Linked DNA regions of Homo sapiens: region 2 is linked to region 1. Evidence: chromatin contacts called from ENCODE Hi-C or POLR2A ChIA-PET data. All regions are on one chromosome and are shown on one strand. Each heading gives the region's core, a stretch centred on a gene start or an enhancer-like site at or near the end of the contact. The rest is flanking DNA. Distances are from core to core; before and after follow the strand shown. Region 1 holds the start of EZH1 (enhancer of zeste 1 polycomb repressive complex 2 subunit). Region 2 holds the start of HSD17B1-AS1 (HSD17B1 antisense RNA 1).

Region 1 (3,781 bases), core at 261-2,760:
CAGGATCAGAGCTCATTGCAACCTTGACCTCCCAGTCTCAAGCAATACTCCTGCTTCAGCCTCCCAAGCAGCTGGGACTATAGGAGAAGGCCACCACATCTGGCTATTTTTTTTTTGTAGAGATGAGGTCTCGCTATTGTTGCCTGAGCTGGTCCCAAACTCCTGGGCTCAAGCTATTCTCCTGCCTGGGCCTCCCGAATGCTGGGATTTCAGATATGAGCCACCGAGCCCAGTCTAAAGTACTTATCTCCTAACACACACTCTCTCCTATGTAAGTAATCTCTTTTATCAGTGGCATATCTGGGGATTCCAAGACTTAAAATAGACAAGCTTTCACAGAAACCTCTAATAGGGTTAGCACCTTCTCAGGCTGGAAACCTCCTTCAATATCAGTTTCCTAAATTTAAAAAACATGGGGTGTGGGAATTTTTTTATTCAGCGGCAGTATGGCAGCAAACGTGGAGGAGACTCGCGTTTTCATTGCCATCCTTGCACCCACCTAATTGTTAGTGTACCTGAGCTCCTTTGCTTTCATCCTCCCCTGCCAAGCGTCAGGTTCCTATCGGCCTGGGCTACATCACATACAACCCTGTATTTCACCCTCCATATTCCTTCACATTCCACGGGGGGCACTAACATCCTTCAGGTATCCCTTCCCTTCCCTGCTCAAGAAACAATTCCTCAGTAGTCACTTTTTATTGAAATAAAAGTTTGTCCCACATTTCCTAACAGGCATGTCCCAAATACAACACCTTGTCTGTGCTTCAAGGCACTTTTATTTATATCATTTGATCCTCGGTTGAATGGTGGGGGTGAGCGATCATTGGCGTGAGACCAAAAGTCTGGAGTGAAGGAGATTCTTGCTCAGGGCCAGGCCTGGGGTGAGGCGACCGAGGCACCCAGGACGCACGTGAGGAGGCGCTCACTGCACTTGCGCGACCCTGAGTCAGTGCTCCTTTACACTTTGTGCCTTGGGAGCCTTACTCACCTCACCCTAGTCCCGGCCTTGTTTTTACTGCTACCCCTCCTCAACATCCCCGAAAGCCATCGCAAGATCAGCCCCGGTCTCTAGCCCTCCCCAAGCACAGCTCCAGGTCCCCAGAGTCCACCTCGCTAAAGGCCCCCGCAGGTGCCACCGCCCTCCCGCGCCCTTTGGGCGCTGGGGCTCCCGCCCACCGGCCCACACCGCCATCCAACGGGATTCCCCGTCCCCGAGCCCGCCCCCGCCGCTCCTCCTCCCGGGCACACAGCCCTCGCAGCCCCAGACGCTGTCCTCGCCTGGGTCTCTCTCGCCCCGTCGCCCCCATTCCCCCACCCTCGGAATGAGGAGGGGCGCCTGCTACCCCCGGCCAGGCAGGCAGTGTGTCCCTCGGATTCCTTCCAATTTCCTGATCCCTCCGCCTCTCCCTCCCTCAGGCCCAGGGCGGCGAGGGGAGGAGGCCCGGCCCCACCGCCCGGCCCAGGCTTGTTTACTCACTCACCCTCCATCCCGAGCCGCGGGTCCCGCTGCTAGGACGCATGCGCGCCGCGGCCCCACCCCTGCGCCGTGCCCCGCCCCGCGCCTCCTGTCGGCGCGTGCGCATTGACTTACCCGTGCCGCGCGGACGCACTACTGTCATTTGCCGCCAAAACCCCGCACTCAGGAGTCCTGGCGGGTGCAGCCTCCCAGACGGCTTCCAAAGCGGCGCTGGCAGGGGAGGGGAAGGGCTCTGGGGAAACCTTCGCAGAGCCACTAATATCTTCCTGAAGACCCTATTCAGCGGATTTGCCATCCCCACGCGCTGGTGACAAGCCACATCTCACTTCAGCGTTTGAAGCCAACCCAGATCACCTTCATACCGATGCTTCACCCCTACCAGTTCTCCAGACACCGGTCTATGGGTTCTAAGCCCTTTATTTATGTCTGATCTCCCTATTTCTGTTCATAGTTTTCTAGTCACTTAGAATCAAAATTATAGCCTTGTATCGAAATAAATCCCCACAAGACACCTGCTAGTTACAAAGGGAAAAAAATAGCAACTTTACAGATAAGAATCTGTCAGACACCACCTTAACTAAGTGATCAAAGTTAGCATCACTAGTGATAAGAGGTATTGTTTTCTTCTTCTTTTTTTGCCGGGGGGCGAGGCTGGACGGAGTCTCGCTTTGTTACTTACACAGGCTGGAGTGCCGTGGCGCGATCTCGGCTCACTGCAACCTCTCCCTCCCGGGCTCAAGCAATTCTCCCGCCTCAGCCTCCCAAGTAGCCAGGAATACAGGTTCGTGCCACCACGCCCGGCTAATTTTTGTATTTTTAGTAGAGATGGGGTTTCACCGTATTGGCCAGGCTGCTGTCAAACTCCTGACCTCAAGTGATCTGCCTACCTCGGCCTCCCAAAGTGCTGAGATTACCGGCATGAGCCACCACGCCCGGCCTCCCTCTTCTTTTTAAGGAGACAGGGTCTTGCTGTGTTGCCTAGGCTGGTCTTGAACTCCAGGGTTCAAGCCATCCTCCCACCTTGATTTCCCAAAGTGTTGGGATTACAGGCATGAGCCATTGCCCCCAGCTGAGAGGTATTCTTACCAGGTCCCTCTGAACATGATGCAATGAGAAGCGCACAAAATCACTTCTGTGGTATTCTTGACGAACACGCATAAGCTGATTTTTTGTGCGTGTTGTTTGTTTGTTTGTTTTGAGACAGTTTCACTCTTGTTGCCTAGGCTGGAGTGCAATGGTGCAATCTCGGCTCACTGCAATCTCTGCCTCCTGGGTTCAAGCGATTCTCCTGCCTCAGCCTCCCAAGTAGCTGGGTTTACAGGCATGCACTACTATACCCGGCAAATTTTGTAATTTTAGTAGAGATGGGGTTTCACCATGTTGTCCAGGCTGGTCTCGAACTGCTGACTCAGGTGATCCCCCCACCTCTGCCTCCCAGTGCTGGGATTACAGGCATGAGCCACAATGCCCAGCCTGCATAAGCTGAATTTAATTATGAGGAAACATCAGACAAATCCAAAATGAGAGACAATCTACAAAATAACTGGCCAGTATCTTCAAGTGTCAAGATCATGAAAGACAAGGGGTGAGAAACCATCTCAGATTGGGAGACTGAGGAGATATGACAACTAAATGTAATGTGTGATCCTGGCTTGAATCCTGGTCCAGAAAAAGAACACCAGTGGGATAATTTGATGAAATTAGAATAAAATCTCTAGATTAATTAATAGTATTTTATCAATCTTATTCCTGGTTTTAATCATTGTAATTGAGGAAGTTTGATGGACATATAGGAACTCTACCATATTTGCAACTCTATTAAATCTGAAATTATTTCAAAATATAAATTTTTAAAATTACAAATTAAAATGCAAAATAATAACATCTTGATTTTGATTTTGTCTCAAAGTGTATAATTAGAAAAGCTTATAATGTTCATTTTTTCAAGTAATCTTCATAACAACTGTATGAAGTACGTAGGGCAACTTCAGTTTACACATCAGGTTATTCTGGCCTAAAGGAGTTAGAAGACTTGCCTTACACAGATGAATAATTCTGTCAGGTCTTAAACTCAGGTCGCTGGATTCCAACCAGATTTAGTGTTCTTTTCCTTATATAAAAACTTTGCTGTTTTTCCCTTGCCCCTATCCATTTAACTACCAAATCAAGGAAAATATTCCTTTATACTGGCATTCCTTTCTGTTCCCGCTGCCTTCAAGATAAGTGGTTCTCAAACTTGGCTCACACTTGGGGAGCTTGGGGAACTTTGTTTTTGAGATGGAGTTTCACTCTTGTTGCCCAGGC
Region 2 (4,159 bases), core at 869-3,368, 190 kb before region 1:
GGGAACCCACACCTGCTTGTAAAGCCTCCCCTCCCTCTGACCAGCAACCAGGACAGTTTGTTGTTCCAAGCAGTGGGCTCATGTCTGTTTTGGCTCAGAACAGGGTGGGGAGAGCGGGCCAGGGACCCGCAGGAAGGCTTATCCTTGAGATTGCGTGGGAGACACAACAAGGGGTGGGGGCCCGCAGGCGGGGCGGGGCGAAGCAGGTGATATCAAGCCCAGAGCCCCAGCCTCTCCCCACAGTCTCACCATGGCCCGCACCGTGGTGCTCATCACCGGCTGTTCCTCGGGCATCGGCCTGCACTTGGCCGTACGTCTGGCTTCAGATCCATCCCAGAGCTTCAAAGGTATAGATAGGCAGGGACAGGGAGGGAGAGAAGGGAGGAGCCCTTGGAGGCCAGAAGGGAAGTCAGATCTTCCTCCTCTCCCAAAACCTCCAGTGTATGCCACGTTGAGGGACCTGAAAACACAGGGCCGGCTGTGGGAGGCGGCCCGGGCCCTGGCATGCCCTCCGGGATCCCTGGAGACGTTGCAGCTGGACGTAAGGGACTCAAAATCCGTGGCCGCTGCCCGGGAACGCGTGACTGAGGGCCGCGTGGACGTGCTGGGTGAGCCTCCTGGAAGCATATGGGCTCCTAGGAGCCTTCTCCGCCCTGCGTTGAAACCAACATGTTCCCAGGCCCAGGGAGCACGAGGGGACAGGCCGTGCTGAGGGTGATGCTGAGGCGGGCTGGTCGGGCCTCTTGTCTCCGCAGTGTGTAACGCAGGCCTGGGCCTGCTGGGGCCGCTGGAGGCGCTGGGGGAGGACGCCGTGGCCTCTGTGCTGGACGTGAATGTAGTAGGGACTGTGCGGATGCTGCAGGCCTTCCTGCCAGACATGAAGAGGCGCGGTTCGGGACGCGTGTTGGTGACCGGGAGCGTGGGAGGATTGATGGGTGAGTGGTAGGGAGTGGCCTCGGCAGCTCCAGATTCTTTGTGTGCGGAGCTGAGCCTTGAAGGCAGGTTCCGCGGGGGGGGTGGAGTGGGGTGCCGTCAGCTTGGAGGGGCACCGTCTGCCCGGGGATGACCCCCTGGCCGCTGCGCCTCAGGAACCTCGTCTCCCCACCTAAGGGCTGCCTTTCAATGACGTTTATTGCGCCAGCAAGTTCGCGCTCGAAGGCTTATGCGAGAGTCTGGCGGTTCTGCTGCTGCCCTTTGGGGTCCAGTGAGTCAACACCCCCGTTCCCCGAACCCTCTTAACTCTGACCTAGAGACGCCGAGCACCCTGTCCTGCGGGAGCCGCTCTGGGGCGATCTCCCTGGCCCTCTCTGCCCGGCTCACATTAGCTGTGTGCCAGGCACTTGGGCTGGGCGCATGGCACGCATTGTGCCACCTGCTGACCTAGCTGCTGAAGTGTTGGTATTGTTATGGGGAAGCTCCAGCCCAGAGAGGTTAGGTGACTGGCCCAAGGTCACACAGCGGCCAGGGACCCCGCTAGATTCGAATCCTGACACCAGGGCTCCCTTGTAGCCTCAGATGGATTTGGGAGGGCTGCTCCGGCAGGAACCCGCGTTTCAAATGTTCTGGTTATCCCCAGCGCCCTTTCCGCCTCACTTCCCAGCGCAGCGGTGCTGCTCGCGGTCGGGGGCCGGGACGTGGTTGGGGCTGGGACTGGGGTTGGGGCTGGGACTGGGGCCTGGCTGGCGTCCGCCCCCTCCCACTCGTTGCTCTCCGGCCAGCAGCTTGAGCCTGATCGAGTGCGGCCCAGTGCACACCGCCTTCATGGAGAAGGTGTTGGGCAGCCCAGAGGAGGTGCTGGACCGCACGGACATCCACACCTTCCACCGCTTCTACCAATACCTCGCCCACAGCAAGCAAGTCTTTCGCGAGGCGGCGCAGAACCCTGAGGAGGTGGCGGAGGTGAGCGCCGGGCTGGACTCCAGGAGTGGGGGCGGTGCGTCCTCCGGCGCGCAGCGGTGGCCACAGCTCTCCTCCCGCCGCCGCAGGTCTTCCTCACCGCTTTGCGCGCCCCGAAGCCGACCCTGCGCTACTTCACCACCGAGCGCTTCCTGCCCCTGCTGCGGATGCGCCTGGACGACCCCAGCGGCTCCAACTACGTCACCGCCATGCACCGGGAAGTGTTCGGCGACGTTCCGGCAAAGGCCGAGGCTGGGGCCGAGGCTGGGGGCGGGGCCGGGCCTGGGGCAGAGGACGAGGCCGGGCGCGGTGCGGTGGGGGACCCTGAGCTCGGCGATCCTCCGGCCGCCCCGCAGTAAAGGCTTCCTCAGCCGCTGTCTCCCGCGCCCTTCTTTGTCCCCTGGGTCTGTGTGGTCCCTGGGGATGGGGCGGCGGTAGCAGCTGTGGGTGGCTAATTAAGATAGATCGCGTTAGCCAGTTTTACCAGCGCAGCTAGGCGCGATGGCTGTCGCCTGTAATGCCAGCGCTTTGGGAGGCGGAGGCAGGAGGATCGCTCAAGCCCCGGAGTTGGAGACCAGCCAGAGCAACACAGTGAGACCCCCATCTCTACAAAAATAAAGAAAATTTAAAAATCAGCACAGTGGCACCATTCCTTGAGCCCAGGAGTTGGAGGGTGCAGTGAGCATGATGGGGCCACTGCACTCCAGCCTGGGTGACAGAGTGAGACCCTGTCAATTAATCAAATGAACCAACCAACCGAAAAACTCAGAAACCAAGGTCCAGAAAGAAGCCAGCCCAGGATCACACCTCAAGTCCATATTAAAGGCCAGACACAGTCTCTGGATAACCAAGGGGCATCTGCAGGAGGAGTTAGGTGGGAATTGGCTTGGGGTAGAGTCAGGTTGTGACTTGGACCCCATTAGCCATGAGACCTCAGGCAAGTTCCTTGCTTTCTCTCAGTCTTTCTTTTCTTTCTTTCTTTCTTTTTTTTTTATTTTCTGAGACAGAGTTTCGCTCTTGTTGCCTAGGCTGGAGTGCAATGGGGCAATCTCGGCTCACCACAATCTCCGCTTCCCAGATTCAAGTGATTCTCCTGCCTCAGCCTCCCAAGTAGCTGGGATACCGGCTAATTTTGTATGTTCGGTAGAGACGGGGTTTCTCCATGTTGGTCAGGCTGGTCTCAAACTCTCGACCTTAGGTGATCCGCCCGCCTCGGCCTCTCAGATTGCTGGGCATACAGGCATGAGCCACCGCGACCGGCCCTCTGAGTCTTTCTTATCTGTAAAATGGGTATAATAATACCTATCTAATCGGTTTTAGTAATGGTGGAGATAATGCCTGAAAGTGCTAGTATAGAGGTTTAATAGCCAGCAAGGACTGTTATTAGAATGAATAGTAATATGACTACTGTCACATTTTGCAAATGTGTAAAGAAGAAAGAGGGCTAAGTGAATCAAAGGGAGACAGCCCCACTCACCCTGTTCTGCCCCAGAGGACTGAGCGATCCCCACCATCTGGCAAGCTGCCTCACCAGGAGGTCCAGCTGGGGCTACAGGACTGGCTACTTTGCTACAATGGCCCGTCTTTCCTGAGCCCAGTGGAGGGTCCCAGGGGGGCAGGAGTCATTGATAGGGGCCAGTAGGGTTGTAGAGCCACTGTCTGAACTTCTGTGGAGGTCTGGTGCAGGGGAGGTGTGAACAGATAGGAGGCTAGGTGAGGATGCAGCAGAGGAAGGGGGCAGGAGTGCCCCAGGAGGGGGCGGTACCGAGGCAGGGATTCAGCTGGGTCTGAGAGGGAGGCAAGGCTGAGGGGGATGGCCCTTTGGAGTGGGCAGGGACATGACCACAGAAAGCCTGGGAAGTGGAAACAGACAGGAGCCTGTTGGAGCTCTTGGAGCTTTGTGTGGGGCACTGGGGGAAGGAGGCAGGCACTCCACCCTGACCTGCCCCTACCTCGGATGAGGGTCTTCTCTGCCTGTTGGATGATGTGCTGCCCCTGCTCTTGGAGGAAGAGGCCTCCCAGCCACCCCCTCCTGCCAGTCGCCCTGACCTGCTGACCCAGACAGATCTGCTATCCCTACAGCATCCAGGAAGGCCACAGGGAGGGGGCCCAGGTGGCATGGGTTTCTGAGGCCTGGGATCTGCTCTCAGTCCCGCTCTCGCCAACCCCCTTTGCCCCTCTGTGACAGTGTGTGTACATATGCGTGCATGTGTGTACCTGTGTGGTGTGGCTCACAAGGTCACCCCTGGGGGTGGGATAATAA

Evidence for each region. A loop is a pair of places that touch in the nucleus more often than their neighbours do. ChIA-PET counts read pairs that join two places held with the same protein, here RNA polymerase II (POLR2A). Pooled maps may share reads with other maps.
Region 2: a pooled map shows a loop between it and region 1 (2.9-fold over the local background). The contact joins the promoter of HSD17B1-AS1 here to the promoter of EZH1 in region 1. A Hi-C loop is called at or near these places in 1 of 168 maps with a recorded cell type or tissue (dorsolateral prefrontal cortex), 1 of 37 single-sample maps with no recorded cell type and 10 of 50 pooled maps. POLR2A ChIA-PET finds 5 or more read pairs at or near these places in 4 of 52 experiments (OCI-LY7, activated CD8-positive, alpha-beta T cell, activated T-cell and 1 more).

Annotation. Positions count from the first base shown.
Region 1 is chr17:42,743,530-42,747,310 of GRCh38, forward strand. EZH1 (enhancer of zeste 1 polycomb repressive complex 2 subunit) reads right to left here and starts at 1,511. Exons shown (of 21, transcript NM_001991.5): 1 at 1,482-1,511. RefSeq lists a silencer at 1,089-1,668.
Region 2 is chr17:42,552,684-42,556,842 of GRCh38, forward strand. HSD17B1-AS1 (HSD17B1 antisense RNA 1) reads right to left here and starts at 2,119. Exons shown (of 1, transcript NR_144402.1): 1 at 1-2,119. HSD17B1 (hydroxysteroid 17-beta dehydrogenase 1) reads left to right here and starts at 240. Exons shown (of 6, transcript NM_000413.4): 1 at 240-347; 2 at 441-608; 3 at 756-935; 4 at 1,111-1,204; 5 at 1,722-1,899; 6 at 1,986-2,531. The coding sequence starts at 251. The coding sequence ends at 2,255. RefSeq lists a promoter at 164-240, enhancers at 1,884-2,451, 3,267-3,814 and a silencer at 2,101-2,260.